Regions from separate parts of the Homo sapiens genome. Here region 1 is linked to region 2. A link is a loop called in an ENCODE intact Hi-C map of the cell type or tissue named here. Cell type or tissue: Caco-2. All regions are shown on one strand. Each heading gives the region's core, and the rest is flanking DNA. Links, peaks and the distances in the headings are about the cores only. Region 1 overlaps MARCHF1 (membrane associated ring-CH-type finger 1). Region 2 overlaps MARCHF1 (membrane associated ring-CH-type finger 1).

The links. Peaks named below come from ENCODE experiments on the same cell type or tissue, not always from the same donor. Only the 100,000 strongest peaks of a DNase experiment are listed, where the experiment ranks them.
Region 1: a loop joins it to region 2, with 3 times the contacts of the local background. A loop is called at or near these places in 1 of 110 quality-filtered maps.

Annotation. Positions count from the first base shown.
Region 1 is chr4:164,194,884-164,211,649 of GRCh38, reverse strand. All of the region lies in intron 1 of MARCHF1 (membrane associated ring-CH-type finger 1), which reads left to right. It also overlaps the pseudogene ANP32CP. Among named protein-coding and RNA genes, the nearest start is that of MARCHF1, 180 kb to the left of the region's middle. In Caco-2, for the core only: no CTCF peak of the experiment used is centred there; no DNase peak of the experiment used is centred there.
Region 2 is chr4:164,144,040-164,160,805 of GRCh38, reverse strand. All of the region lies in intron 1 of MARCHF1 (membrane associated ring-CH-type finger 1), which reads left to right. Among named protein-coding and RNA genes, the nearest start is that of MARCHF1, 230 kb to the left of the region's middle. In Caco-2, for the core only: no CTCF peak of the experiment used is centred there; a DNase peak (open chromatin) is centred at 7,925.

The DNA.
Region 1 (16,766 bases), core at 5,525-8,024, 52 kb before region 2:
GTTTCCTTCTACAGTTCTAGTACCCAGGATATGCCTTGTATTGGCAAACACTCTATACATATTTGTTGAATGAATGGATACAATTTTCTGTCTTTTTCTCATAAGAACTTCTAGGATTATTTCCTATTTTTAAAACAGTCTCTTAACTGGGCCTTTGACTTTTGCCAAACCACATTTGATGTTCTTTTTATGTTATTTTTACTGAGAAATAATAATTGCATGCATTTATGCAATTGGTATATATATATATATGTGTGTGTGTATATATATACAAATATGCAGGTTGCAATGTGGTATATATATATATATATATATATACATACATACATACACATATGCAGGTTGCAATGTGGTATATATATATATATATACATAAAGATTAAATCAAGCTTATTAACATATCTACCACCTCAACTACTTATTATTTTGGGAGTAAGAATCTTTAAAATCTAATATTTTAGCAATTTTTGAAATACACAGTGCATTATTACTATGATCATCATTCTCTGTGATAAATCACTAAAACTTTCTCTCTTGTCTAAGAGGAACTTTGTACCCTTTGACCAACCTCTCCCCTTTCCCCATACTCCCCATGTTCCTAGTCTCTGGTAACTACTGTTCTACTCTCTGCTTTTATGAATTTTACTCTTTTTAGATTCCACATATAAATGAGATCTTGCAGTAATTGTCTTTCTATACCTGGCTTATTTTACTTAGCATAATGTCCTCCAGATTCATTCAGGTTGTTATAAATGATAGTATTTCTTTCTTTATAAAGGCAGAATAGTTTTCTTTATAAAGGCAGTATATTTGCCACATTTTCTTTATCCATTGTCCTTTGATGGACGCTTAGGTTGCTTCCTTGTCTTGGCTATTGTCAATAATGTAGAAATGAACATGGGAGTCAGATTCCTCCTGCCTTTCTGATTGCATCTCAGTCAACTTTGCTGGCTCCAATTCTTAATATAACTCCTACATATTGAGGTCCTTAACTGAACTTATCCACTCATTTCTTATCTTTATTCATATAATAACATAACATGAAACACTATCTATATACCAAGGAATGCCAATATTTATACATCCAGATGACTCAGATCTTCAGAGCTCCAGCCCATATCTATGACAGTTTTCTTGACTTACCCAACTGGGTAACATACAGGCATCTCAAATTCAATATGCCTCAAACTGAACTCCTGATCTTTCTTCCATATCTATTTATATTCTAATTTTCCCTCTGTTGGTTAATTGAATTTTCATTCGAGTTGCTCATGCTAGACACTGAGTAATTATCTTTGATATCTCTGTTCTGCATCTTCTCTATATAATCTGCCATGAAGCTGTGTCAATTTTACCTCTAAAATGTTCTTCAGCTTTAAGCCATCAGCTTTTTCTCATCTTCGCAGATGCTGATAAATGATCCGAAGTCTCTCATACTTAGGAAAATGTCACAGTTTTCTTATCAATCAGTTTAATCACACTTTTGCCTCTTTCCAGTGAATATTCCGTACTATAATCAGAGTGATGTTTGTTTGTGTTTAAATGCTTTTTTATTTATAACTGAAAACTAGAATAATATAGCAGAGCTTTCTTTTGTACTGTTCAATAAGAATAATTTCATAAAAAATGTAGAAAACATTTAATTATATGTAACTGCCTAGCCAAGATGTTTATTCAAATAACTCATTAGCCAATAAGGCCTAATTATTTATCCCTTTTCACTGCATTAAAATTTTTTTTCTTCTTTTAATGGTTGGACCTTTTCTCATCATTAATTATAAATTACACATGATTTCCATGAAATCTAAATTTTCTTCTAGAGGCCACTTAGTAAAATTAATTGAGAGATTTTTATCCTATTAGTAAAATATTCCAATTATACAAATGCATGTTAAATGAAGAGAACTAATTTTATGAGAAAAGCCAGTGATTCAAGTAAGGGAAAGGCAATTTGTAACACTATTTTATACAATGAGGACAACATTATTTAATATATAAAAGCATAATATTAATATTTCTTGTTTTGTTTTGCTTTTTGGCTATTCCTTTTTCTCCATAAGTCTGGATCTCTCTGCTATCATGGTATTTGCTTTGTACTGCAGGATTTTCAAACACATATGTCATATGGAACCTTATAGTTTCAGAGACTACCTAGCTTCTAATCAATCCATCTCCTCCTCTTGTTGGGTGCTCCAGATTGCGTTGTAGTTAAGTATGACTAAGTTCTGGCCAGTGTACTATGAGAAGATTCCAGCCCTGGGCCATAAGAACCTCCCTGGGATGAAGCTCATGCTCCTCCCAAAGTTGGATACAGTATAGATGAGTATGGAGATCTTGGAAGATATATTGTCCAAGTGGTAGAGCTATAAATTGGAAGAAATCATTCCTGAATTACTATTTGGAGGAGATTCTTCTGATCAGGCATCATATTTTTTTCTTGATTGAGCAGAGAAACTAATATGTTAAGCCACAGAGATTTTTCCTCTTTATGTGTCAAGAGCATTGTTTTAACTAATGTTAATGCAAAAAAATTGCAACCAGTTTCACTTTTTCAATTAATGTTTAGAATACAAGGCAACTTTTATTTTATACACACACACAAACATTTTATATATAATATATATAATAAATATGTATGTGTGTATATATATTATATATAGAGAGAGAAAGTGAGAGAGAGAGAGAGACAGACAGACAGAGACAGAGAAACAGGGTATTACTCTGTTGCCTAAACTAGAGTAGTATGATCTCAGCTCACTGCAACCTGAACCTCCTGGGGGTCAAGTGTTTCTTCCACCTCAGCCTCCCAACAAGCTGGGACTTACAGGCTCACGCCACCACACCCAGCTAATTCTTTTCGTATTTTTTTAGAGATGGGATTTCACCATGTTGCCCAGGCTGTTCTTGAACTCCAGAGCTTAACCAATTTCCCACAAGGCAGCTTTTAAATGCCCATTTCAATACCCAGAACTCTCACTCATTTTCTTCTCTTGAAATAGCACTGTCCTTGTCTGCCATTACTTTTAAAGAATCATCTTTTCTCTCTTGCTTGATCATTTATCCATGTTGAGAAGAATGGCACTTATTCCTCCTATAGGCAAATCCAAGTAAGGAGGCAAAGATTACTACTTCTTTTTGGGAAATAACTTCAGATAACATCTGGGAAGACTCAGGAAAATGTTAAATTTCTGCAGTTTGTCTACAAATACTCAGCTTTGGGTTAAACTCACTTTAGATGCTTACGGCTGTGCATTAAATAAAGCTCATACTTCCCAGTTTGCAAGGGAGGTAGGGGAGGCAGGAAGAAAGAATCCAGCCCTTGTGTGTCAGCAGAGAGGATCTTTTCTAGATGCAATTTAAATTCTGTCAGTCCCTTCCATCAAACCCTTCAAATACCTTTCCATTTCACCTGAGTTACTTTCCACAGTCTTGATATGACCTAGCAGGCCTGGGCCCCTCCCTGCCTCTCCAGTCCCTTCTCAAGCTTCCTTTATTTTGTTCCAGAGACACTGATGAGTTAATCCCTTGACACAGAGCTCCTTGACATCAGGGATTCATACACAATCCCCCTTGCCTAGAAAGCTCCTCTCTGAAACCTTTGCCTGGCAATTCCTATCATGAAAGCTCTACTTAAATATCCCTCATTCAGTGAGGTTTTTTGGTTTTTTTTCAACTTTTATTTTAAGTTCAGGGGTACATGTGCAGGTTTGTTACATAGGTAAACTTGTGCCACAGAGGTTTGTTGTACAGATTATTTCATCACAAGGTTATTAAGCCTAGTATCCATTAGTTATTTTTCCTGATCCTCTCCCTCCTCCCACTCTCCACCCTCCGAAAGGCCCCAGTGTGTGTTGATCCCCCTCTCCGTGACCATGTGTTCTCATCATTTAGCTCCCATACCTGGTCCCAAACCAACTCCAGTGCAACAGTGCACACAGTCTTCAGCAGGGAACCCCCGTTCCCCCTACAACTGCCTTGGCTTCGCTGCTGTGGTGAACACCAGCAGGGAGGCAGGCAGCCCTTCATCTGCTAGCTCTAGGCTGCAGCTGCCTCACCTCAGTCCCCCCAGCACAGTAGACTCCAAACCTTCAGTGAGGTTTTATCTCTTTCCGGCCCAGTCAAAACTGGTTTCTCTTTAATGTTTTCCTAATAAAATATGCTTTCCCTTTATTGAAACTATCACAATTTATATTTATACATTTATTGTTGTGGTGATTGGTTTAATACTGCCTGTTTTCTTCCCATCTGGATTCACTGCCGGTGCCTGTAACACAGTAGGCCTCCAAGAAATACTTGTCAAATGAATAAATGAATAAACTTAAAATGAAAAATTGAAAAAAGCTATTGAATGTATTGGCCCACAATGGATTAAACATTTCCAAATTGGCAGTGCTGTAACCAGGAGATCATGTTATACAGATGTATTAGGAAATAATGTTTTTATGCATTGTAAAACACAAAATAATGATGACTTATCTTGGTATATATTACTACTCTTCACTTCTTAATAATGGCTTCTATTACCCCTTCCTCACCTGCAAAAATATCAATGAGGAAAAGAACTTTCTATTGTTAAAAGAGTTTATACAATAAATGCTTAGAGCAGTGCCTACATCGTAGTAAATTCTCAGTCAATATCCCCTGTTACTATTATATCATCACTTTTATTTAGTATTTATGGTAAATTTTAATGATAAAATTAATACAATTTTTTTAGTATTATCATACTTGTTAATTATAATTTAAAACTTGGTTTTTCTCTACTGTTTACAGAGTTTTTTCCTTTGTTATTGATTTACAATTATTAAATAAAATTATTAAGTATAGTGACTAATTCCCAATATATATTTGAATATCTTATAGTTACGTAATAAGGAATCTTCAAAGGAGTGAGACCCCAATTCAAAGTTAGGTTTATAGTCTTTGAAAATAAAATATTCTTCCTTTTTTACTTGAAACAAAGGTGAATGTAGAGACTGTATTACAGTAAGTCAATGGACTGAAATTTTTTCCTCTTACCTTTTTAATTCTTAGTTTGATGTCTGATGTAACAAAGCACTTCCAAATTTTAGAAACTGAAGCTTCTTTTAATTTGTGTTTTAATGAACAAGTTTTTTGGAACAACTTTGGCCCATTCAATAAAAAAATTAAAAAATAGTAAAAAGCTTTAGTTTGGTTTGTGTATTATGAAATAAAATTTATTTATTTATTTATGACTGAGTTTTGCTGTTGTTGCCCAGGCTGGAGTACAATGGCATGACCTTGGCTCACTGCAACCTCCACCTCCTGGGTTCAAGAGATTCTCCTGCCTCAGCCTCCCGAGTAGCTGGGATTACGGGCAACTGCTATCGTGCCCGGCTAATTTTTGTATTTTTAGTAGAGACGGGATTTCGCCATGTTGGCCAGGCTGGTCTCGAACTCCTGACCTCAGGTGATCTGCCTGCCTGAGCCTCCCAAAGTGCTGGGATTGCAAGCATGAGCCACCGCGCCTGGCCAAAATAAAATTTATTATTTTTCATTTTCACTTTTTAACAAAGATAACTCGGGGATGGGATGTCATGTTACTTTTAGTCTTCAGAAGTAGAAATCTAAGAATACCAAATAGAATAGAATAGATTAATAGAGTGGGTCATTTACAATTTCAGGTATTTTTTGAATGTAGTTTTTGTTTCATATTATTAAAGCTGAGCCTATTATTAATGGTCATTGTTAATGCAGTTTGAGTTTAATTGTATACTGCTCAGAAGATATTACTGTGACGTATATCATTCTGAAAAATTTTATCAAATTGTTTAGTTCAGTTAGATTTTCCTTTCTTTGGCTACCTTACAAATTATTTTTCACTATTTTTTATGGTTGTAGAGATATAGTACTCTAGGTTAAATTAAATTCAAGAATAGTTAGAGAAATTTTTTTTTTTTAAATAGACAACTGTGGCTCAACCTTGGGTAGTAAGAGCAAAGAAATAACAAATATTTCAAATTTCTAGCAAGTATTTCAAAGAAAACAAACAGAAATTACATCTTCATACTATCACTAAATTGATAGAACCTATGTTGATTACTCATTTAGAACAATTTTGGTTATTTTAAATTAAATAGGAAACTTTAAAATCTTTCTTTTTCTTAGGCAATCAATTGAGGATGATGGACATGCCTGTTTCCTGTTAGTTTATTCCCCAGCAAAACTGTTTATAGTAGCGAGTTTGCGCTGGAGTTTCCAGAGTTCAAGCCCAGGTTCCACTATATGACTCTGGGCAACTTATCCTACATAAGCCTTATTTTAGTTTTTCAAATACAAGTGTCAATAGTGCCTATACTATTATGTTTTATAAACAGCAAATAAAATAAGTAAAGTTCTTTGCACAGTTTGAGGACATATTGACTGCTCAGTAAATACAAGCTCTCATCATTACTTAGTGGCAGAATGTGATCATTATACATAGATTGTTTTCTTTTCTGTCAATTACTAACAATGAAATGAATTCTTAGGTATCAGTCTTTTCTATGGGATTAAGAATAAAGTGTTTATATAGGATTAAAATAAGAATAGTAGATTTAAACTCAGTAAATCAAAGGAATGGATACAGTAAAACACTATATAAGAATTAAGACATTCTCTCAAAGAAAATGTTCACTGCATTTGGATCATTTTAGTTTAAAAATAATTGAATACTATTTTATTTAACTGTTTATACTAAAAGAAATTAGGTTTTTTGATTGTACAGAGACATCAAAATGCTGAAATGGCAAGAGAATTTAATGTTGTAATTGTAAAATTAAATATTTAATGCTCCCATTTAAGTTTACAAGGCCTTGAAGAAATTACCTTCTGATGAAGCTGAATAAGGCTGGAAGTGTCACTGCTGAGAAAATTCTCAGTACTTGGCTCTGAATTGTCTTTTGACACCTTCAGCATTACCTTTGACATTCTTTTCACAGCCTCAACCATTACCAGCTTCCTGATGCCTGTCATAGTATGCATTTTCAGGATTCCAGGGTTTCTGAATCAGAGGAGCTTCTTGCATATTTCATTAGGCACAAAGTTTTTCACACAAAATGGTTAGCTATAACTGGGTCATTGCTACTGAACAAAGAATGACACATTTAATGTCATTTTTCACTGGCAAAATATGTTCTGTACTTACAGTAAAATGTGACTCACACAATGTAAAAAGCTCATATTATTTTCCCTTTGCCTGGCTGTCTCAAAGAGCAAAAACTAAAGTCGTGATTTTTTAAAAATGGATTCTTTTGTGGAGGTACGTGTCCAAAATCTGAAGGAAAACATTACTCATCCAAAACAATTTTTGTAAGTGAAAAACAGTTTTTTTATTTGACTGCTCTTATATGTTGATTTCTAATATTTGTTCTACTTTTAACCATGTTCAAAATGGTGAACTATCAGTTTGTTGTTTTTTACTTTGATGAAATGACGTTAAATCTGAGAATTTTTGACGTTTGATGAGACTTCACGCCACGTACTTCAATTTAGCACCTATCTATCAACTATGCTTAGACAGAGAAACATAATCAAGCCTGTTTCTCATATATAGTAGGGAAAAAAGAAATCACATCCAAACATTTCTAATAGAGGGACTGGGTACTAGTAGAGTGATGCCCAGAACACTACAGTGAAGTCATAATTTTAGAATTACAAATGTAAATCAGATGTGTGAATACATATTTTTATTCCTTATAATTAAAGTTAACTTTTCTGTAGATCTGTTTTTAAACATGATAGTAGAATAAAACACATTTTACAATTGTAACCCAGTTACTTCCCATTTTTAGTTCAGTCTCAGCTTTTTTGTTTCTTTTACTTTCTTCTCAAGGTTACTTCACAATGATGTCTACTCTCAAGCGAGGGTGTTTTCCGTAGAGTCCAGATTGAAGGTCAGGCAAATCTCTACTATTTTCAAAGTCCTTCAGTGACGGATATATTATATGTCAACTTGGCTGGGGCATTGTGCCCATATTTGGTCAAACATTATTCTGGATGTTTCTATGAAGGTTTGTTTTGTTTTGTTTTTTTGGCACAGGGTGAGGGTAGTAAAATTAACATTGAAACAGCTGGACTTTGAGTAAAGCAGATTACCCTCCTTAATGTAGGTGGGTTTCATTCAATCATTTCAAGACTGCAATCGAACAAAAGACTATCTTCCATGGAGTAAGAAGGAACAAGACCAATAGACAGCCTTTAGACTTGAACTGCAACTCTTTGCTGAGTCTCCAGGCTGCCAGGCTACCCCATTAGATTTTCGATTTACCAATCCTCCACAATAGAATGAGCCAAATTAACAAAATAAGTTTCTCCCTCTCTCTATCTCTCTCTCTCTTTCTCCTACACAGCCACACACCCCTATCCCTCTCTTTCCTTCTTTCTCTTACCTGAATGTCCAATAAAATTGCTTCATTATTATACATCCTTCCTTCCCTGTGGTTAATATAAGCTGTTTGAGTCTGCCAATGTTTAAAATGTGATTTTTACAATAAAGCTCTAAAAATCCCATAAAACCTCAATGGGTGTCTGATTCTAGGCACTGAAATCCAGGGCTTTCATTACTATTGTCTATATCAAGGAGAGAGAGGGGGCGAACAGCTCCAAAATCAGAAACTCAATCTACTCTGTTATTTCTCTCTCTCTCTCTCTCTCTTTCTCCCTTTCTCTGTGCTTGTACATATGTGTGTGTACATTTGTATGTGTTTCACCATTTTGGTTTAATGGTGGATGGATATAGGTCAAAAGGAACTAAGAGAGTAAACATTACATTGACTACCTCAAAATATTGTCCCACTACAGGGGTTACTATAGTTTGATAAGAAAATTCATGTTCCCAGTATCTTGAAGGATGCTTTTATGTTTTATGAAATGGCGTAAGCAAATAGTAGGAAATATTCGAGAACTATGACTACCATTGTGTAGATACAGCAGAAAGAACTAGCAAATTATAAAGCAGCAAGGCGTAGTGGGAAATCATGGACTTTAATCAAATCAAATTTGATTTAAATCCTGGTTTGAGTACTAGCTATGCCTTGAACAGGTTTCTGAAACAGCCTAAGCTTTGATTTTCTAACATATATAATGGGGATAATAACAAAATCTGCCTGATAAGGGTTTTTTTGAAAATTAACTTTTTACACATTCTAGTCTTTTAAAAATACAAATTATTTTATACCACTCTTCTGCTTTAAGTGTTTTATTTCCTTACCAACATACTCCATAACTTCTTCCTGCCTCTGCAACCATATTTCACGCCACTTTTGCCCCTTACACTCTAAGATACAGTCATATGGAACATTTTATGGTTCATAATATCTACTGCATTCTCTCACTTTTGGGTTTTGGTATAGATTATGTCCTCTGACTGGAACTCTCCCTCCACCATCTCCTTAGCTTAGACAATGCCTGTTCATCCTTCGAATCATCTAAATGTAATGACAGTTTCTTGGGCAAGCTTTCCTGATCTCTAAATCAAGGTCAGCTCCCTAAGCTCTTGGCTCCCGTACTGAAACTTTTTCTTATGTAACTCTCATAAACACATAGCATAATGTTTTGCATGTTTTTCTTCCCTATCAGTTGCAAGTTCCAGCAGAGCTGATATATTTTCATTTCATTCGCTACTATAGCCCTAGAGCCTGACATAGTTTCTGGCTGTGAATGCTCAATAAATATTTGTTTAATTGAGTAGAAACATAAAGTATCTATTTCATTGAAGGAAAGAATAATTAGCTACATTTTTCTTTTTCTTGCCTTAATATTTGAGGAATTTGCTTATATGTCATAATAAAAAAGTTAAAGCCTTATACATTATACTAAGGAATTTGGACATTAAATTCAAGCTAGCCTTTCTATAAACAAAATACTGAATTTCTGTCCCTAAATTTGTTCCTTCCCTATTCTTCCCCATTGAGATGACACCAAATCCCTCTAGCTGCTCAAACCAAGTACCCGTATGTTATTCTTAATTATCTCTTTACCTTGCTTCTCATATGCAATTTGTTAACAAGTCATCTTCAGTCTGTATCCATTATTCTCCCTTTCCAGACCACCAACATGTCTTGACTATACTGCTACAATAGCCTCCCAACTCTTGTCCTACTTAAAATTCATTGTAAAAAATCAGTCTTGGCCGGGCACGGTGGCTCACACCTATAATCCCAGCACTTTGGGAGTCCCAGGCGGGCGGGTCACGAGGTCAAGAGATGGAGACCATCATGGCCAACATGGTGAAACCCTGTCTCTACTATAAATACAAAAAAATTATCTGGGTGTGGTGGCACGTGCCTGTAGTCCCAACTACTAGGGAGGCTGAGGCAGGAGAATCGCTTGAACCTGGGAGGCGGAGGTTGCAGTGAGCCGAGATCGCACCATTGCACTCCAGCCTGGCAACAGAGCGAGACTCCATCCCAAAACAAAACAAAACAAAACAAAACAAAACCATGTAAAACATGTCTGTAAAACATGTCAGATTTCGTGTTCAGAAGTCTTACATGTCTTTTCATTATGCTAAGATAAAACCCAAATGCATTTTCTTGGTTTCTAAAGCCAAGAAAATAAGAGTTGCTTTCAGCAACCTTGTTTCTTCCGCCATGCTTTTCCCTAGCTCACTCTTTTTAGGCAAGTCGACCTGATTTTCTTTCTGTTAGTCTGTTTCTGCCTCGTGGTCTGGCTTTCTTTCTGTTAGTCTGTTTCCACCTCGTGGTCTTGGTCCTGGCTCTTCATTCTGCCTGGAATGCTCTCCACTCCAGATCCTTACTAGATCTTAGCTCAGTCATCACCCTCGCAGGAAGATCTTCCAACCATTCACCTGCATACACCTATGGCTGCTCCCTAGAGAACATCATTCTGTTTTCTTCACTTCCTAGCACTTATTGCTTTCTGAAATTATCTACTTTGATTGTTTATTTCTTTCTTTACTCTTACTAGGATACCTGGGTCATTAAAGGAGGGATATTTCTCTCTTATTTACTGTTATAAACTTAATGCTTAGGCTGTAGAAGTTATACAATATTTGAAGAATAAATCGTTAAATGTATAACATTTTTGAAGAAAGATAATTGTGGGATCCATTTAGTTTGCAAACATTTGATCTGTGTGTTAGACAGAAGGCCATGGTAAAGGACAAAGACATATTTTATAGGACTGTACCCTGAAAAATAAATAAACTTGAACCAGTTATACAAGACTTATGTGCAGGAAACAGGTACCAGTTATATTTAGAAATGGTAAATCACCTTCTAAGCATAACTCAGAGCACAATATATTAGAGGGTAGAGAGAGAAGTGCGTCTTAGATATTGGTAATCATATTAGGACTGACGCCATCCTTGATTTTTCTTCTGGGAAACAGCTCAAAATGACTATTTAATGTTTACAATGATATCTTGCATCTTGCCAGTAAATAATATAATAGACACTAGGAATCCAAATTGTAAGATGAACAAGTCTTTATAGAGGGAGAGCCAAATACACAATAAATAACACAAGGTGGTAAATGCAGTAATACAAACATACATACCATGCATAGGAGTGCAGAGAAGGTGTGCTTCTCCGAATGCAGTCACCCAGAAAGTCCTTCTGTAGAAAGGGATATCTTAAATGGTGCTTAAAGGAAAAGTAACCAAAGGCAACTAAAGATTGCAAGGAGGTCCCAGGAAAAAGCAAAAGAACCAAAGGTACATAGGCACAAAAGTAGCCTGCCTTCCTGGGAACTTCCAATAGTTTGCTGGAGCACACAGTTAGAAGTACTGTGCCATGGGAGCAAAGACTGAAGACATATGCAGGTTCAAGGGCACAGAGCCCCATATATGTCATGATAAGATATTGGGAAGCCACTGGGGAGCTACTGAAACTTTAAGCAGGGAAATAAAATTGTCATATCTACACCTTAGAAATTTGATTTTTTTCTCTTCTTTTATCTTCTCTTCTCCTCTCTTCTCTCTCTCTCTCTCTCTCTCTCTCTCTCTGTGTGTGTGTGTGTGTGTGTGTGTGTGTGTGTGTGTGTGTGTGTGTGTGACAGAGTCCTGCTCTGTCACCCAGGCTGGAGTGTAGTGGAGTGATCTCCGCTTACTGCAGTCTCTGCCTCTCAAGCGATTCCCTGCCTCAGCCTCCCGAGTAGCTGGGATTACAGGCGGGCTCTACAACAGCTGGCTAACTTTTGTATTTTTTGGTAACAACCAGGTTTTACCATGTTGGCCAGGCTGGTCTTGAACTCCTGACCTCAGGTGATCTGCCTGCCTTGGCTTTCCAAAGTGCTGGGATTACAGGCGTGAGCCACCCTGCCTGGTGTAGAAGTTTGATTTTGATGTCAGTGTGGTAGATGAATTTGTGGGAAGCAAAACAAGATAGAGTTCAATGACAGTGAAAAGTTTATTGTATAAGCTATATAAAAGAAAATGTTGAAGGTTTGAAATCCATTAGTGGCAGTAAGGGTGTACAGAACGAAACTATTTGAGAAGTACACAAGGCAAGTCTTACTTTCAAGGCAGTTTATGTAAGCTCATTCAATTGTCTCAGTGTTCTTGCTATGTGTGGGTTATAGGATTTGGAACATGTGATCAATCTGAGCACACATCAGTAAACTGAATAGGATTATTAAAATCCACAAGCATTTTACTAGTGGAATCTGTGATATTTTCTAGCTACTCTTGCTTGTTTTATTTGAATCTTTTGCTCATATCCTATAGTAAAGATTTCAGGAAATATATTTTTATTTGCCTAGAATTTTAGCCTTTTAGTTTTTTGAATCTATTGCTCATATTCTTATAGTAAGAGTTTCAGGGAATGTATTTCTATTTGTCTGGAATTTTAGCCTTTCAGGTTTTTGAGCCCCTCTTTTGCTTATGGGACATAGTATGAGACAAGATGAAATGATACTTCTATTCCCAATTCACTGATGGGGAAAATGAAGCAAAAAATGTTATTCACTCAAGGCTTCTGCCATGTTTCCTGGTGGAATTACGGCTCAGACACAAATTTCCTAATGCCTGTGCTGCTAACTTCTCAATAGAACACTATATTAATTTATCTTCTTCCTGAGTGTTTTTCCACAAATCCCATAGCCTGTGAAAAGATTGTTTTAGGGAAATATTATTTTTAATATAGCATATTTTGTCAATGTGGGACATAGGACTAGTACCTGCTGAAAACCATCTCATGATCCTTGTGTAAGAACTAATTCACACTAGAAATACTATTTTCCTTGCTCATTAAAAACATAAATGTCTCAGAAAGTAAAAAATTATTCCTCTCTAAATAAACATACATGCCACTCAAATTTTATTCCTCTACCACTTGCCGTATCTAAACCTAGTTAGATACTTTGGTTTTAGGTATAATCTGACAGAACAGATACAACCAAGATCACATTGTGAGTCAGAAGTGGAAAATTCATAATTCATGATGATACCAATAAAAGATAGATTTAGCTTTTTACAGGATGTTTTTGGCATTTTATTCTTTCATTTGAGGGGAGATCTCACCAAAATATGTCTTTCATGGTTCATTGTGTTATTTAATTTCTGTGATGCATATTCTCAGGTTACTTTAAACCTAGTCTATAGATTCAAAGATATCCCGTGTCAGGTCTCTAAAAGTAAAAAGAAAAATGGGTACTTGTGAAGGCTGATTCACAGTAAGTAGTGTAGAGGGGAGTGCCTTGTGTATTCACAAATTATCAACGTGAGCATCAGATAAGATTTTCTTTAGTCACACACACCTACCTTCTTACTAGGAAGATCCATATACTTGAATAATTGTTCTGCTTGACCCAGGTTACTTATCAGTCCCTTTATTATAATATTTGTAAATATTGGGGCTCGAGAACCGAGCGGAGCTGGTTGAGTCTTCAAAGTCCTAAAACGTGCGGCCGTGGGTTCGAGGTTTATTGATTGAATTCGGCTGGCACGAGAGCCTCTGCAGACAGAGAGCGCGAGAGATGGAGATGGGCAGACGGATTCATTCAGAGCTGCGGAACAGGGCGCCCTCTGATGTGAAAGAACTTGCCCTGGACAACAGTCGGTCGAATGAAGGCAAACTCGAAGCCCTCACAGATGAATTTGAAGAACTGGAATTCTTAAGTAAAATCAACGGAGGCCTCACCTCAATCTCAGACTTACCAAAGTTAAAGTTGAGAAAGCTTGAACTAAGAGTCTCAGGGGGCCTGGAAGTATTGGCAGAAAAGTGTCCAAACCTCACGCATCTATATTTAAGTGGCAACAAAATTAAAGACCTCAGCACAATAGAGCCACTGAAACAGTTAGAAAACCTCAAGAGCTTAGACCTTTTCAATTGCGAGGTAACCAACCTGAACGACTACGGAGAAAACGTGTTCAAGCTTCTCCTGCAACTCACATATCTCGACAGCTGTTACTGGGACCACAAGGAGGCCCCTTACTCAGATATTGAGGACCACGTGGAGGGCCTGGATGACGAGGAGGAGGGTGAGCATGAGGAGGAGTATGATGAAGATGCTCAGGTAGTGGAAGATGAGGAGGGCGAGGAGGAGGAGGAGGAAGGTGAAGAGGAGGACGTGAGTGGAGGGGACGAGGAGGATGAAGAAGGTTATAACGATGGAGAGGTAGATGGCGAGGAAGATGAAGAAGAGCTTGGTGAAGAAGAAAGGGGTCAGAAGCGAAAATGAGAACCTGAAGATGAGGGAGAAGATGATGACTAAGTAGAATAACCTATTTTGAAAAATTCCTATTGTGATTTGACTGTTTTTACCCATATCCCCTCCCCCCTCCAATCCTGCCCCCTGAAACTTACTTTTTTCTGATTGTAACATTGCTGTGGGAATGAGACGGGAAAAGTGTACTGGGGGTTGTGGAGGGAGGGAGGGCAGGAGGCGGTGGACTAAAATACTATTTTTACTGCCAAATAAAATAATATTTGTAAATATTAACTGGGATACTAGCTTTGTAGAATGATTACTATTAATTATTCTCTCTCTCTTTTTATTTTTTTACACATTCTATTCTTTTAAGTATAGTCCTTTTAGTCCAAGGAAAAGGCACTACAATCCACTTATTAATGCTTGCTACTGTGTTCAAGTAAAATAAGCTCCAGGATTTAACAAAAAGAGGAAAGAAAATATTTACAATGAAAATGTTGCTAAAAATTTAAAACAAATTACAGTAAATGTATTGTTAAAGCAAATTCTATTTTTAAAATTTATTAATAAGGAAATAATTTGCTAAAGCAAATTTTTGGAAAAATAATAATGCACTTTATACTTGATTTTATTTATTAAAACAATGATTTATAAGCTTCAAATATCTCAGAATTTTATTTTAATAGCATGTTGCAAATTATTTAAATCATGCAAAATCATTGCAAAGAAATAATAAAGCATACCTGGGGACATTATGAATATAGTTATTTTAGCAAAAACAGTGTGGAAAATATATATTGTACCTTAGAGACTGTGCATCTATACATTTTTTATTTAAAAGCTGAGCAAAAATGCATTGAGACAAATAACTATCATTGTACATTGAAAGATACAACCAGCAACAAGTCAAATAACATGAATGAAACTAATAGTAACATAATTAAAAACTAATGAAGACTAGTAATTAAATGCTCTCATCAATAATACCTTTATCAGTCAAGGCATTCATGAATATAATGATTGCTGGAAAATTGCAGCATTTCAACTATATTTATGTTGATTTTTCTGCATTAATTTTTGTTTTTAGCATAGAATTGGAGACCTCAATAAATTCTAGTAATAAAGCAGTTATTAGTATCATTTTTTAAGTCCCAATAACTCACTTAACTAATATCATGTATAAAAATAAAAGCATATAGAATTTCAGTAAAGACTCAAAAAATGATTTATAATTTTAGATTAATTCAAAACCCAGTAAGAGTAAACTCTAAGGTGTCCAACAAGCTAGGGACCATATGTGAAGTGTCATTGGCTTATCTTTGTAGAACTTTATTGCTGGTCTGTATAATCTTCCTGGTCTGTTTTAGTTAGAAATTCCCTTATTTTATAGATCATGAAAGTGAGACTATCCGGGTTTAAATTCTAGATCCCAAGCACAAGTCAGGGAGTCATAGAGCTAGAATGAGGGCACAGATAGTAATCCAGGGTCCCTTCTAATGCACAACGTGAGAATAACTTTCTATTTTCATTTGTCTGAGAAATTGTGGGGATAAAAAAAGATCCTAGAGAACGTGAGGTATATATCTTACTTAGTTTGATTATATTTTACCCAATAGCTTTGTTTAAAATATTTATAATATCTGAATATCACATTTCCCATTAACGTAAAAAGTAAATTTTCTCTTTTTAATCCTTTTTTATAGTAGCATCAGAATTCTGAGATCTTACGTGTAAAATTGCATTTGGAAAAATATTTTCTTTTTGTTTATTTGGTAAACATATGAGTGCTGATTACAAGAAAAAAAACAATTTTCTAGGTCTTGTAGAGAGAATACAAAGATTTAGTAAAGAATAAATCATGACCTCAAAGAACTTAGAGCTAATGAGTGACTTTAAAAAAAAAATAAAAGACATGGATGATGCTGGAAACCATCATTCTCAGCAAACTAACACAAGGGCAGAAAACTAAACACATCACATGTTCTCACTCATGAGTGCGAGTTGAAAAATGAGAACATACGGATACAGGGCGGGGAACATCACACACTGGGGCCTGTCAGGGGGTGGGGGTCTAGGGGAGGGATAGCTAATGTAGGAGCTATTTCTCCTATTAGGAGAAATACCTAACGTAGATGACGGGTTGATGGGTGCAG
Region 2 (16,766 bases), core at 6,663-9,162:
GGCTTAATCTTTAAAAGCTTCATGGAGAAGTTATATCTTAAGCTGAGTTGTGATGAAAGTGTACCTGTCAGTTGGAGTTTTGTAATGAGAGAAAGAGAAAGCACTCACTGTCAGTGGTTGAATTCATACATTAATATTGTATCATGCTGTACCTCTTATTTTAAAAGCAGCACATAAAAATTATATCCAAAGTTATTTTCTGATAATGGATATTTTATGGAGTTTTAAATGCAAAACATTTTATAACGTCGGTATTCACACCAGAAATCTAAAGTCATATTATAATAGTGCAATTTTAGCATACAGTCATGTGCCACGTGATGACCTATGGTCAGCAACATACCACATATGCGACTGTGGTCCAGTAAAATTATAATACCATATTTTTACTTTACCCTATCTATGTTTAGATATGCTTAAATACACAGAGACCATTGTGTTCCAGTTGCCTATAGCATTCAGTAGAGTCACATGCTATACAGGTTTGTAACCTAGGAGGAATAGGCTATACCATTTAGCCTAGGTGTGTAGTAGATTATGCCACCTAGGTTTGCAGAAGTGCAGTCTAATATTCACAAGATGAGGAAATCACCCAAGGATGCATTTCTCAGAACATATCCCCATCGTTAAGTGACACATGACTGTATTTCTAATAAAAATATCGAATTTGAAAAGTAATAAAACCATTATACTTTATCCATAATTAGGGCAGCTAATAAAATTAACACTTTGTAACATCTAACAATAATAAAAAAAATAGAGTCTGTCTGAAGTACAATATTTTAAAAAATGCTAAAGCTAGGTCCTGGTTCAGAAGGAAGGGTGTTAAAAGGCATAAGTGGTGGTTTCTAAAGACATTTTATAGGTCAGAACACTGAATGTCATATATTTGCCATGGTGATTAAATTCAGTGTTACAGATGAAGAATGAGGTCCAGAGAAGAGGTACCATTTACTGGAGTCAGGCAGCTTTTAAGTGGCGGTTTAGCTCCAATGCTGAGTCTAAATTCATTTCTCTTTCCACTATACTCTATTTCCTGCTAGCTTACATTCTTTCCATCGCTGATAACTTTCCCCAGAAATGCTTCATAAATATTTCCTTTATAGCTCCTTTACACTGATATTAAAAACGTTTCTGCACAAATTTACAAGTATCACCTGGACTAACACAGAAGCTCATATTGAGAACGTGCTGTAATGATCTGCTACATGAGGAAACTCCCTATTAACATTACTTTCCTCATCATTTCCAACACTTAAAAAAACCTATTGTCAAGTAAAGTACAGTAACAGAATTCTAGTGAATTCATTCATTTTTTTGGTTCTTCCTCCATTGTGTCTTTTACCCATTGGTTTATTAAAAAGGAGAGAAACATTTATTCAATGAATAAATGAAAATAAGTTAAATTTGTAATTTTTTAACATGGACGTTTTGTGGTAAAGAAAATTATATATGATATTAATAGTTTGTGCAATTATTTAACAGAGATTAAATAAATATTAGGTTGGTGCAAAAGCAAAATCCACGATTACTTTTGCACCAACCTAATATTTGTATGAATGTATATGCCCAACAGTTTCAAGTTAGCACGTTTTAGCATCAACAGCATGTGCAGTATTTGTTAGATTAGCCTTAAAACATTAATTACTTTATTATCTCCATTTTGTATAAGAGCAAACAAACTTGAAGAGATTAAGTAATTTGGCCATTGCCACACAAGTCAATCATGAAATAGAAAAGTTTGTCTAATTGCAGAGCCTGTGTTCTTAACCACAGTGCTGTTACTGGAATCTCAAGCACACTAAACCTTGGCATGAAGAAGCATAAATATTTCCAGAAATCTACATGTACCATTTCTGAGTACTGTGACTATTATTGTGGTGCAGGTTTAGGAGGAGGATGATTCTCGAAGTAGACATGTTCATGCTGAAGATGTCATTTAAACTGCGCCTTGAAGAAAAGGAAGAATAGAGGGAATGGAGGCTAAAAAGTACATTTTTGGCGGAGCATAGTTGGAAAGAAATGTGGTAATAGGAATAGCAATTATGGCAACACATAGGTCAGTCTGGCTGGGGAGAGGATGCATGTGGAACAGTTAAATGAGATGATTAGAATTAAAGCCTTCTTTCACTGTTTATTTATTTTTAATTTATTATTATTATTTTGAGATGGAGTCTCACTCTGTCACCCAGCCTGGAGTGCAGTGGCATGATCTCAGCTCACTGCAACCTCTGCCTCCCTGGTTCAAGTGATTTGCCTGTCTTAGCCTCCTAAGTAGCTGGGATTATAGGCGCCCGTCACCACACTTGGCTGACTTTTGTATTTTTAGTAGAGACAGAGTTTCATCGTATTGGTCAGGCTGGTCTCGAACTCCTGACCTCAGGTGATCCACCTGCCTTGGCCTCCCAAAGTGCTGAGATACAGGCATGAGCCACCACACCTGACCTTTTATCACTCTCCATATTCACATATTTGGTTCAAATTTCTTTTATAAAAGGAAAAATACATAGGCATTATCACTTTAAAAATGAATTTGTCCTCATGAAAATTGTACTTATAGTTCTTGGCCACTTATTTGATTAGGTGTTGAAATATAATAGGAAGAGTCTTTTTTAGCTAATTAAAACATTGACTTATCTCTAAGTATGCCACTGATTAAACAGAAGTTTTTTTAAAAAAATATAAGAACTTGTCATTTCTGTTGGATTTCAAATATAGCATCAAGTGCATGCAAATACTTGCCCTGTGTGCTGCTAATGAATTTAGTCAAGTGAAAGTAGAAGCAATTACTAAGAATAGTAATGACTAAAACATGTTTCTCAAGAATCATCAAAAATGGCATTGGAAAACCATCGCTGGAATTGCCATTGGAGTTGCTGTTGTTGCAGTTGTTTTTTCATGTGTATTTTGGGTTGACTTGTAATCCCTCCCTCACAAAAGAAAAATATATGTTGTAATCATAACTCCAAGTACCTCAGAATGTGTCCCTATTTGGAACTTTGTAATTAGTTAAGATGAGGTCATAGTGGAATAGAGTGGGCTCCTAATCCAGTATACTGGTGTCTTTTTGAGAAGATGATCATGGGAACACACAAACACACACAAGGAGAGCACCACACCGGGATGAAGGCAGAGACTGGACTTGCACAGATCCAAGTCAAGAATTACCCAGATGCTAGACAGAGACAAAGTAGGACTCCCCTACAGGTTTCAGAGCGAGCGTGGCCCTGCTGACATCTTGATTTCAAGCTTCCAGAACTGCAAAACAGCATGTTTCTGTTGTTCTAATCTACTCAGTTTGTGGTGTTTTGTTATTGTAGCCCTAGGAAACTAATACAATATGCAAAGTAATAAACAAGATGTAAGGAACAGTTTTTGAACACAGAGCAATATGCATTATTTTCACAAACTGTGAAGCCTCCTTTTATTTTTTAAGGAAAAATATTTTGTTTAATCGTGAATAATGTTATGCTCAGAAGTTGTCTTGTAAAGATGTTAATATAGTTATCTTAACATCAGTTTAAAGAACTATACTTTCCAATGTGCTAATTTTAGGTTTATTGAAACTATAAGTATGAATTATATATATTAATATAAGAGAACATGTTAATATATACCATAATATCTTTTAATATTGTAAATATTTAAATTTATAAATTATAGTTCTTAAGATTTTCCATCTATGGAGAAATAAATACATTTAAATGTGCATATATATCAGAGATACAAAAAGCAATTTATAAGAGTGAGAGAAGTAGCAAAGTTAGAGGAAAAATACTTAAACTGAAGTTCAAATATAATTGATGTCTAGTCTTAGCATCATTGTTTAGGTGCAGAATGTAATCAAGTTCTTTAACGCATGAACAAATCTCAATTATTTCATTTGAAAAAACTAGTATGGGGTGAGATGCTTTGAAGATCAAATGAGAAGCATGTCTCCAGCTGGTGGAGTTTTTGCATATCATAGGTACTCAAAATGGGCCTATAAACAGATACATGGGCATAGTCTGGAGGATTCCTGAATTAGGATGGGATATATGTGACATTATTCATCTCCTATAAAATGACAAGAATTAAGGGCGGGCATGGTGACTAACGCCTGTAATCCCAGCACTTTGGGAGCCTGTAATCCAAGGTGAGTGGATTGCTTGAGCTCAGGAGTTTGAGACCGACCTGGGCAACATGGTGAAACTCCTTCTCTAAAAAATACAAAAATTAGCCAGATGTGGTGGTGTGTGCCTGTAGTCCCAGCTACACAGGAGGCTGAGATAGGAGGATGGCTTGAGCCCAGAAGGCAGAGGTTGCAGTGAGCAGAGATGGTGCCACTGCACTCCAGCCTGAGCAACAGAGTGAGACCCTGTCTCCAAAAATAAAAATTAAAAAAACACAAGAATTTGAGTTTTCTCTTCCCCATTTCTCTATGGACTCCATTCCTCCCCCATTTTCCTACTGAAGTCAGAGTTAATTTTGTTTAATTAATTAAATACTAGTTTGGGACTATATACTAGACATTTTTAAATGAACAATGAATATCTAAGACAAACATGCTGTCACTGTCTTCAAAAACTTCAATAGTTTTGTGCGAGAAAAATTTTTTGGAGTTCTTGTTAAAAATGTAGAACTGGGGGCCTCACCTCTAAAAGTTAAGTTCAGTAGGATTACAATTGAACCCAGATTTCCCATTTCAACAAGAGCCCTAGGTAATTCTGGAGTAAATAGTCTATAAACCATCTTTGAAGAAACCTCTGGTTTTAATGACCTAAAGCTGATTGAAACAGTCCATTAAGTCTTTTGATAGTTTTTCATTACAGAAGTAGATACTTCCCCCGAAAATTATGATTTATTACCACTAATATATGCTACTTTGTATCACAACTGAAAGATGAAAATCATTTTGAGGGAGAAAGTAAGATGAGGAGAAACAGAGGGGAGCTCTTAGTATCTTGTGGATACTAAGATTTGCTTTACACAAAAATCTCTTTAAAAATTTATTGCATCAATTTAAGGGGTACAAGTTCAGTTTTGTTACATGAATACATTGTATAGTGGTGAAGTCTGTAACCACCACCTGAATAGTGTATTATTAATGGGTATTATACCCATTAAGTAATTTCTCATCCCTTCCCCCCACCAAGTCTCCACATCTATTATTCCATCCTCTATGTCAATGTATACATTATTTAGCTCCCACTTGTAAGTGAGAACATGTGGTATTCGACTTGCTTTGAAAAAAATCTTTTAATAGAAATTCCTAAATCCATAGCCCTAACAAGAACTGTTAAGTGTGTAGAGAACCAAGACTAGAGAACATATATTTTGCTGCATCAAAATCTTTCTTTGAACTCAGGAAATTAAATCACATTATTAGCTCTTCAGTAAAGTTAGTGGAATTTTAATAAATTACTGGTATTCTTGAAATGTTGAGTAATGCTAACTATATGAAAAATTAAAAATGCATTTCTTTTTTTTTTGAAAGTTTAGTTTGATAAATTATAACGAACAGGTAAGAGATTTCCAATTGATATGGACAGGAGACAGGGAAATACTAGGTAGAAGAGAGTGGTTCCCTGGCAAAGGCCCCACCCTTAAGCCTGGATACCCACAGACCCAAGTAAGAACAGGCATTTCTATTTTCGCAGCCAAAAAGTTGCCTTTTGGCCCACCATGCCCCCTATCTTATGCCCATATAAATCCCAAACCCCAGGCTCCAGAAGCAGATGAGGAGACGAACAGACAAACAACAGAATGGTGTGGCAGAGAGGATGAGAAGAAAAGGAATGTTAGGAGGAGTTTGGCTGGGGACAGTCGGAGAATTAGCTGCTGGATGGCCAAACTCCAGGGGAAGATCATTTTCCCACTCCATTCCCTGTCCAGCTCCCCATCCAGCCTGCTGAGAGCCACCTCCACCACTCAATAAAACCCCCATATTCATCCTTCAAGTCCGTGTGTGACCTGAGTCTTCTGGGATGCTGGACAAGATCTTGGGATACAGAAAGCTGGCACAATCGTCCCCTGCCCTTGCAAAAAGGCAGAGGGTCCACTGAGCTGGTTAACCCTTAAGCCATCCATGGATGGCAAGGCTAAAAGAGTGCACTGTAACACACACCCACTTGGGCTTTGGGAGTCTCAGACTCCTACCCTTAGATGCTGCTGTGGGGCCAGAGCCCAAAAGAGCTCCCCTCATTTCCTGCACCTGCCCATCTGCGTGCTTCCCGTCCCGTAAGGGGTTTGAGCTTGTGGTGGCTGAACAGAGAGCCACACCCCTGTTGCATGTTCTGCAAGTGGGGGTCAGGGAACTCTCCTGTTTCACAATGAGTACAGCAAAATATGATGAAGTTGGAAAAGACCCAGGCTCAGAGTTTGGGTCATGAAGTTAATCACATGATGTCACTAATTACTTGAATTACTTGAATCAAAACCCTTAACATATCTGTAAACCAGTTTCCTCATCTATAACGTGTGGATAGAGGCTAAATGATTTTTAGACTTTGTTCCATTTCTAAAAGATCTAATTCTACCTTAGGTATTTTCAAGGCATCCATCCCAAATTTTACAGCATGACTAGAAACTTTTTCTTTTTCTTTTAAATGGCCTAATGGCAAATGGCAAGATATTTTTTACATTTAAATAGCTAGCTATGAAGCCTATTATTGCTAATATTTACTTCATAAAACACACAGAAGTACATGTAAACAATTTTATTGTCTTTTGAAAGAATATTTGTTTAAAAATATTTCACATATATAACCCAAAATATGTGCAATGTACCCAGTTTACATTTAGGCTAGCTCTTGAGTGGCAGAAAAGACAATATAGAACAGGTTAATAGAGCAATGACACTTCTCTGGCTGTTTATAGTTTAGAAAGCTATTTCTGAATCTGTCATTAACAGTAAACTTAAGACTTCAAAGAAAAGTCATTAATATTTTAGTGTATCATACTTTGTATACATTGTTATATATGTATATATCATACATGTTGTTTTTTATGACTTTTGTTAATAGCATATTTGTTTTAAAAGCATAAATTTAGATTTAAAAAATCAAATTATATTTTAAATGCACAAGAAGAGATAGCTTTTTAATCTGTGATGAATTTTTCTTTTCAATTTTTAGTTTTGGTTGTTTGTATGATGTATAAAATCAGCATATTTTGTCTATGGAGAATGCTTTTGCATAAAAGTGTCATTTATTCATAAATGCTAATTTGTAAAAAGTTAATCCATTTTTAATCAAAGTTGGCCAAATTGCTTTTCCCATGTGGGTGGACTTTCTTTATTAAATTATTAAATTATTATTATATTCTTATACAGGTGCTATTGTGTGAGTGACAGTCTGGCTAATTTTCAATATTTCAAACTTAATTTAACAACTTGTGTTTATATATTTTGATTTTATTTCAATGGTTATTTTTCCACTGGATGGGTACTTGAGTTTGAGTTATTCCTTCTATAAGATGTGTTACAAAGTTTTCTTGTTTAAAAGGGTAGGGATGGTTTTTAAGTCGATAAAAAGAGAATAGGTGTAATAAAAATTAACAGAATTGTAAAATCTAAGGTAGTGTAAGTGACTGCTTTAGTGGTTGATGGTTAGTGAAGATTTGTGTGTTTCTGTTTGTGTGCATTAGTATATGCAATCTAATCATTATTTTCACCTAAAATGCCAGTTTATATATATATATTCTCTGTTGATGAAAAGAGTCAATCTCTATAAAATATTTGAAAAGATTTATTCTGCACTAAATATGAGTGATCATGGCTCATGACACAGCTTTCGGGAGGTTCTGAGAACATGTGCCCAAAGTGTAGGGTACAGCTTGATTTTATATATTTTAGGAAGGCAAGAGACATCAATAAAATACTATTAAGAAATCCATTGGTTTGGTTTGGGAAGGCGGAACGACTCAAACTGGGGTGGGTGGGGGGTGGACTTCCAGGCTATAGGTAAATTTAAACATTTTCTGGTTGACAATTGGTTGAGTTTGTCTAAAGGCCTAGGATTGATAGAAAGGAATGTTCAGGGTAAACATAAAGGATTGTGGAGACCAAGTTTCATTGTGCAGATAAGCTTTTAGATAGCAGACTTTAGAGAAGAGCAGGTTGTAAATTGTTTTTTATCGAACTTGAAAGGGTGCCTGGCTCTTAGTTGATTGTCTCCTGGATCTGGGAAGGAAAGAAGGAAAACAAAGGGGGAAGGGGATTCTCTATAGAATATGGACTTTTCCCCCAAGAGACTTTGCAGGGCAATTTCAAGGTATGTCAAGGAAATGTATTTTGGGGTTAAATATTTTTTTCCTTGTTTCATAATGTTATGCCAGAGTCAGATTGAAAAGTATGTCACAATATATAGGATCAAATAAAACCCATCTGATGAGAATTCCTGGTTTATAGAGCATGACTCCCTAGACCCCTTAGGTAGGAATTTGGGTAAGATAAAAAATCGGAGCTTAGTCCTCATTTCTAATTATCTGGAAATATGGGACAGCAGAAAGTAAGAAATGATGAAATACAATATATATTTTAAAAATTCAGAATAATTATGATACCATCTTAGCTAAAGTAATCTCCTCTACATCACTCTGGTTCCCATGGTTTGATTTCACTTACACCAAGTATCACCACCTGAAATCACAATCCTTTATGTATGTATATATGTAGGTACATGTTTATTTGTTTATTTTCTATCGTCCCCCATTTCCATTAGAACATAAACATTTCATAAGGGCAAGGATTTTATCATTCTTATTCATATTGCAACTGCAGGACTCAGAATAATGCTTGGCAAACAGTAGGCACTAAATATATAGAATAAATGAGTGTATAGATATGGTTAGAATTATAGAAGCTAACAACAGCTGCCCAACCAAGAAATTCTTGGTAAGATTGTGAAGGGCAAAGGTCAATAAAAACTGAATAATTGGAAAGGTCAAGAAAGCTGCAGTTCTATAAACACATGAAGTAGAAGCTTAAGGTGGTTAGAGGCTAGGGAATTAGGACGTTGGCCAATATATTTTTTTGGGGGGGGCGTGGGCTGAGTTAGAAAGAAATACTTTTAATTTTATTTTACTATTTTAAATAAAATCATAACATGAAATAACCTGAAAAGCATTTAGGCTAGCAGTCAGTGCCTTCTTTGCATGTAGTGGCTCCAGTGGAATAGGAGAGGCTTGGTTGAGCCCTTGGGGAAGATGATGGAGCTGTTTTCAGAGTCAAATCCTGTGAGCATAGCAAGCTCAGAAATGGAGATAAAGAATATGCCCAATTCTGAGCACAATTTCTTTAGTCTGAGACAAGTACAACATAGGAAGTATTGCTCCAGGCAAAGGACTATTGTTTGTAACATTAAAAAGCACCTCTATTTTCAATCTTTCAGTTTACAAAATTTCATAGATAAGAATAAAGTTCTGTCTGAGAACAAAGGATATCACCCCTGTCACCACTCAACTGATGGCACTGGTGGTAGTTTCCGTAATTTTGAACTTAATGAACAAATGGACTTGCAACCAATCTTTCAAAATTCAAATAGAGGAGCTTCTGTAATGTTTTTTCTCCTTAGAACTGTCTTAGCTCTCCTATTCATCACTGTCTTCGTTTCTATTGCTGTTACTACAAATTATTGCATACATTGTCTTAAAACAATTCACATTTATTTTCTTAGAGTTCTGGAGCCCAAAGTGGATCTCCTTGGGCTCAAATCAAATGTCAGCATCATGTTCTTTCTGGAGGCTCTAGGAAGAATCTATCTCCTTTCCTTTTCCAGTTTTGAAAGGTCCTTGACTGTGATTTTCTTTCATCTTCCAAGCCAGCAATGGCCAGTCGAGACTTTCTCACATCACAGCACTCCACCACTGACACTTTTGCCCTCCTATTCCCATTCAAGGACACTTGTGATTACTTTGGGCCCACTCAGATGGTCCAGGATACCAGCTGATTAACAACCATAATTCTATTTGCTACCCTAATTCTCCTTTGCTATGTAACATATTTCTAGATTCTGGACATTAGTACGTGAACATCTTTCGGAGACAATTATTTGTCTACAGATATATTTTCTTTATGAAAATGTGTGGTTTTAATAAATAAATGTATTTCAAGAAATGAACTATTCTATTTTCATGTCTTGTTGAAATGGTCCAAGTCTAGAGTAGAAGAGAATCGACACTTTGTTTACTCCTGGTCAGTTTATTCCTCAAAAAGAACCAAGGTCAAGGTATACCCAGAGCAGAGCCAAGCTTAAACAGGACCAAGCTCAAGACCACCAGAGTAGGGCAAGGTCAGAACAATCACAGCTGAAATTTATTTTTTCCAATTAGACTTTGCTGCTTTTTTAAAGAATACCTGTTCTCCATGAGAGGAAACCAATGACGTTGCTTGTTATATGTAACGACCTATTTGCAGACACACAAGTCTCAAAGAGGGGTTTATATGCAGTGACTTTTGGTACAATCCCTGTGGTTAGTGGAAGCATTTATACCCTGGGAAAGACTTGAAATTAGTGCTTTACTTTTGCAAAGCACACAACACTTGAGCACTCCCAAAGTTTTTAAAAATAAAGTTTGTAACAAATTACTTGAAATTCATTATTATCTCTCCAGGTAAACTCTAAGAATAAAATTTATGTATTTGACCTCTGTGACAGATTCTAAATAGGAATTAATCTCTGTAATTAACTTGTAATGGAATCACTTTCTAATTGTGTGCACATAAAACCTAACAGTTGCTTATTTTATGCTGTTTTTGGCAGTAACTGTTCCATCACATCGTTTTATGAGACAATAATATAGTGTCTAAATAGAAACACTCAGAGCACAAATAATTTATCCTATTGAGTAACAAAGAGATTTTCATCAGTAAATCAGGAAATCAGATTACTTTTCATGTGGGCCAGCCCTGAATGAGACACTAATGGCTGCAATAAATGTCATGATTAATGACGTTTGAATGTCAGAAGTTTGAAAATTCAACATAAATTTATGAAATATCCAGACATTCACAAGTTAATCCACACCTCAAACCATTTAAATTTCTTTACATCATTCATCCAAAATGTATGCTCTAGAATCTTCTCATTTATCTCACTTTAAGTATATCCAAAACTGTGTGGATTCATGGTATTCTTGACCAAAACCAGGAATTTTTACTACTGACCCGAATCTAAAAATGGCTGTTTTTACTGAAGGAGTCCTTGAAGCTGTTGCTAAGGAACCAGCTTTGGAAAACAAAGACAACGTTTAATAAAAAATGTATTGATTAAAAAGAAGAAAAGCTCTGAAAAGCAGTCATTTCTCGAGAAAGCCGATATGTTATGATAAACTTTTCTAGGCTTTGTCTATTCCCTGGTTGTTGTGCCATTTAAACGTCTTCTTACTCCACTCTCTGAACAATATATTCCATGTTCTGATAATTTCTGAAGTGTTATCTGTTGGATTTAATAAGAATTTACATTTCAAATGCAAAGATCTTAGAGAAGAGCTAGAGTCCATAGGCCATACTAAATATATCTGAGTTAGTCCATTTTGCATTGCTATAAAGGAATGACTGACTGAGTAACCCAAAGAGGTTTATTTGGCTGACAGTTCTGCAGGATGTACAAACATGGCACCAGCATCTGCTCAGCTTCTGATGAGGCATCAGGAAATTTATGGTCATTGCAAAAGGCAAAAGGGGAGCTGGCATATCACATGACAAGAGGGAGCAAGGGAGATGCCAAGTTCTTTAAACAATCAGATTTTACATGAACTCATAGGGTAAAAACTCACTCATTACCACAGTAGCAGTACCAACCCATCCATGAAAGACCTGCCCCCCATGACCCAAACACCTGCCATTAGGCCCACCTCCAACATTGGAGGTTATCTTTCAACATGAGATTTGGAGGGGACAGAGCATCCAAACTATAATAATATCCTTGCCTACAGGAAATTAAATATCGTGTTAGGAGACAGCACTTGTGAGACATGTTAGTGTCTTTGTCCATATTAATTGTTATGGGTGGTTGAAGGCAGAATAAGCAATATTTGCTAGAACCTTCTAGAATTACTTATAGGAATTAATCTTTTAAAAAAGTAATATTTATAATGGCACAGTGGTCAATTAGCTAGAATTTTCTAAAGGACTTGGCACATGCTTAACAATAGCTTGATAAACAGAATTTTTCTTATAACAATAAATTTTATTTTTATTTGAGGATCTTCATTGCTATAGGAACTTCAGCTTCAGTCAATGGCTCAAACAGAAGGAAAACAGAAGAAACTGTGCTCACCTAAAGATTTTTACAGACTGAAAACATAGGGAAAGCAAAGTATGAATAAAGAAATTAGGAAAAGGATAAAGAAATGGTAGAATGGGATAAAGATTAATTAAGAGAACATGGAAAAAAAAATTAAGAGAACATGGCTGGCCATCATTAGCAGTAAAGGATTACTTAACCAAGATCTATGGGGTATGACATTTTCTTCAAGAGTCTGAATTATCTGCTGTCATTTGTGTTCATTTTGATATTGATTGATTTTGGAATTGTATTCAAGAAATGAGCAAAATCTTGTGAACTGGCATCATTTCAACATCCCCTACTAGTAGTTGTAGTTCCAATATCTTTTTCGTCCTCTGTTACATAGTTTCTTGGTTGAATTCGTGAGTGTGTGTGTGTGTGTGTGTGTGTGTGTTATTTTTTTAAACCACGGTTCATGATCATCACAACTGGAGAGCTATTACCATAATGTACTTTTGGAAATATGAAATGAAAAGGACTGAGTACTAGACTCCTTCTAATATCTAAATTTGGGTATTAAAATAAAATATGAATGTATTTTGTTTTATCAAATTTTCAGCAAATTTGAATATTCTATAGATTATACTTTGCTATATTTATCTAAAATCCAGAAATACTTTTAATGGAAAGGCTAAATCAAGCTGAATAACATATGTAATTTTTTTTTTGCCATAAGAGAAATGGAATTTATTTTTTTTATTGACTTTTTTTATTATTATACTTTAAGTTTTAGGGTACATGTGCACAATGTGCAGGTTAGTTACATTTGTATACATGTGCCATGCTGGTGCGCTGCACCCACTAACTCGTCATCTAGCATTAGGTATATCTCCCAATGCTATCCCTCCCCCCTCCCCCCACCCCATAACAGGCCCCAGAGTGTGATGTTCCCCTTCCTGTGTCCATGTGTTCTCATTGTTCAGTTCCCACCTATGAGTGAGAATATGCGTGTTTGGTTTTTGGTTCTTGTGATAGTTTACTGAGAATGATGATTTCCAATTTCATCCATGTCCCTACAAAGGACATGAACTCATCATTTTTTATGGCTGCATAGTATTCCATGGTGTATATCTGCCACATTTTCTTAATCCAGTCTATCATTGTTGGACATTTGGGTTAGTTCCAAGTCTTTGCTATTGTGAATAATGCTGCAATAAACATACGTGCGCATGTGTCTTTATAGCAGCATGATTTATAGTCCTTTGGGTATATACCCAGTAATGGGATGGCTGGGTCAAATGGTATTTCCAGTTCTAGATCCCTGAGGAATCGCCACACTGACTTCCACAATGGTTGAACTAGTTTACAGTCCCACCAACAGTGTAAAAGTGTTCCTATTTCTCCACATCCTCTCCAGCACCTGTTGTTTCCTGACTTTTAATGATTGTCATTCTAACTGGTGTGAGATGGTATCTCATAGTGGTTTTGATTTGCATTTCTCTGATGGCCAGTGATGGTGAGCATTTTTTCATGTGTTTTTTGGCTGCATAAATGTCTTCTTTTGAGAAGTGTCTGTTCATGTCCTTTGCCCACTTTTTGAGGGGGTTGTTTGTTTTTTTCTTGTAAATTTGTTTGAGTTCATTGTAGATTCTGGATATTAGCCCTTTGTCAGAGGAGTAGGTTGCAAAAATTTTCTCCCATTTTGTAGGTTGCCTGTTCACTCTGATGGTAGTTTCTTTTGCTGTGCAGAAGCTCTTTAGTTTAATTAGATCCCATTTGTCAATTTTGGCTTCTGTTGCCATTGCTTTTGGTGTTTTAGACATGAAGTTCTTGCCCATGCCTATGTCCTGAATGGTAAAGCCTAGGTTTTCTTCTAGGGTTTTTATAGTTTTAGGTCTAATGTTTAAGTCTTTAATCCATCTTGAATTGATTTTTGTATAAGGTGTAAGGAAGGGATCCAGTTTCAGCTTTCTACATATGGCTAGCCAGTTTTCCCAGTACCATTTATTAAATAGGGAATCCTTTCCCCATTGCTTGTTTTTCTCAGGTTTGTCAAAGATCAGATACTTGTAGATATGCAGCGTTATTTCTGAGGGCTCTGTTCTGATCCATTGATCTATATCTCTGTTTTGGTACCAGTACCATGCTGTTTTGGTTACTATAGCCTTGTAGTATAGTTTGAAGTCAGGTAGTGTGATGCCTCCAGCTTTGTTCTTTTGGTTCAGGATTGACTTGGCGATGCAGGCTCTTTTTTGGTTCCATATGAACTTTAAAGTAGTTTTTTCCAATTCTGTGAAGAAAGTCATTGGTAGCTTGATGGGGATGGCATGGAATCTGTAAATTACCTTGGGCAGTATGGCCATTTTCACGATATTGATTCTTCCTACCCATGAGCATGGAATGTTCTTCCATTTGTTTGTATCCTCTTTTATTTTCTTGAGCAGTGGTTTGTAGTTCTCCTTGAAGAGGTCCTTCACATCCCTTGTAAGTTGGATTCCTAGGTATTTTATTCTCTTTGAAGCAATTGTGAATGGGAGTTCACTCATGATTTGGCTCTCTGTTTGTCTGTTGTTGGTGTATAAGAATGCTTGTGATTTTTGTACATTGATTTTGTATCCTGAGACTTTGCTGAAGTTGCTTATCAGCTTAAGGAGATTTTGGGCTGAGACAATGGGGTTTTCTAGATATACAATCATGTCGTCTGCAAACAGGGACAATTTGACTTCCTCTTTTCCTAATTGAATACCCTTTATTTCCTTCTCCTGCCTGATTGCCCTGGCCAGAACTTCCAACACTATGTTGAATAGGAGTGGTGAGAGAGGCCATCCCTGTCTTGTGCCAGTTTTCAAAGGGAATGCTTCCAGTTTTTGCCCATTCAGTATGATATTGGCTGTGGGTTTATCATAGATAGCTCTTATTATTTTGAGATATGTCCCATCAATACCTAATTTATTGAGAGTTTTTGGCATGAAGGTTGTTGAATTTTGTCGAAGGCCTTTTCTGAATCTATTGAGGTAATCATGTGGTTTTTGTCTTTGCTTCTGTTTATATGCTGGATTACATTTATTGATTTGTGTATATTGAACCAGCCTTGCATCCCAGGGATGAAGCCCACTTGATCATGGTGGATAAGCTTTTTGATGTGCTGCTGGATTCGTTTTGCCAGTATTATACTGAGGATTTTTGCATCAATGTTCATCAAGGATATTGGTCTAAAATTCTCTTTTTTGGTTGTGTCTCTGCCCGGCTTTGGTATCAGGATGATGCTGGCCTCATAAAATGAGTTAGGGAGGATTCCCTCTTTTTCTATTGATTGGAATAGTTTCAGAAGGAATGGTACCAGTTCTTCCTTTTACCTCTGGTAAAATTCGGCTGTGAATCCATCTGGTCCTGGACTCTTTTTGGTTGGTAAGCTATTGATTATTGCCACAATTTCAGCTCCTGTTATTGGTCTATTCAGAGATTCAACTTCTTCCTGGTTTAGTCTTGGGAGAGTGTATGTGTCGAGGAATGTATCCATTTCTTCTAGATTTTCTAGTTTATTTGCGTAGAGGTGTTTGTAGTATTCTCTGACGGTAGTTCGTATTTCTGTGGGATCGGTGGTGATATCCCCTTTATCATTTTTTATTGCATCTATTTGATTCTTCTCTCTTTTTTTCTTTATTAGTCTTGCTAGCAGTCTATCAATTTTGTTGATCCTTTCAAAAAACCAGCTCCTGGATTCATTAATTTTTTGAAGGGTTTTTTGTGTCTCTATTTCCTTCAGTTCTGCTCTGATTTTAGTTATTTCTTGCCTTCTGCTAGCTTTTGAATGTGTTTGCTCTTGCTTTTCTAGTTCTTTTAATTGTGATGTTAGGGTGTCAATTTTGGATCTTTCCTGCTTTCTCTTGTGGGCATGTAGTGCTATAAATTTCCCTCTACACACTGCTTTGAATGCGTCCCAGAGATTCTGGTATGTTGTGTCTTTGTTCTCGTTGGTTTCAAAGAACATCTTTATTTCTGCCTTCATTTCGTTATGTACCCAGTAGTCATTCAGGAGCAGGTTGTTCAGTTTCTGTGTAGTTGCGCAGTTTTGAGTGAGATTCTTAATCCTGAGTTCTAGTTTGATTGCACTGTGGTCTGAGAGATCGTTTGTTATAATTTCTGTTCTTTTACATTTGCTGAGGAGAGCTTTACTTCCAAGTATGTGGTCAATTTTGGAATAGGTGTGGTGTGGTGCTGAAAAAAATATATATTCTGTTGATTTGGGGTGGAGAGTTCTGTAGATGTCTATTAGGTCCCCTTGGTGCAGAGCTGAGTTCAATTCCTGGGTATCCTTGTTGACTTTCTGTCTCATTGATCTGTCTAATGTTGACAGTGGGGTGTTAAAGTCTCCCATTATTAATGTGTGGGAGTCTAAGTCTCTTTGTAGGTCAGTCAGGACTTGCTTTATGAATCTGGGTGCTCCTGTATTGGGTGCATATATATTTAGGATAGTTAGCTCTTCTTGTTGAATTGATCCCTTTACCATTATGTAATGGCCTCCTTTGTCTCTTTTGATCTTTGTTGGTTTAAAGC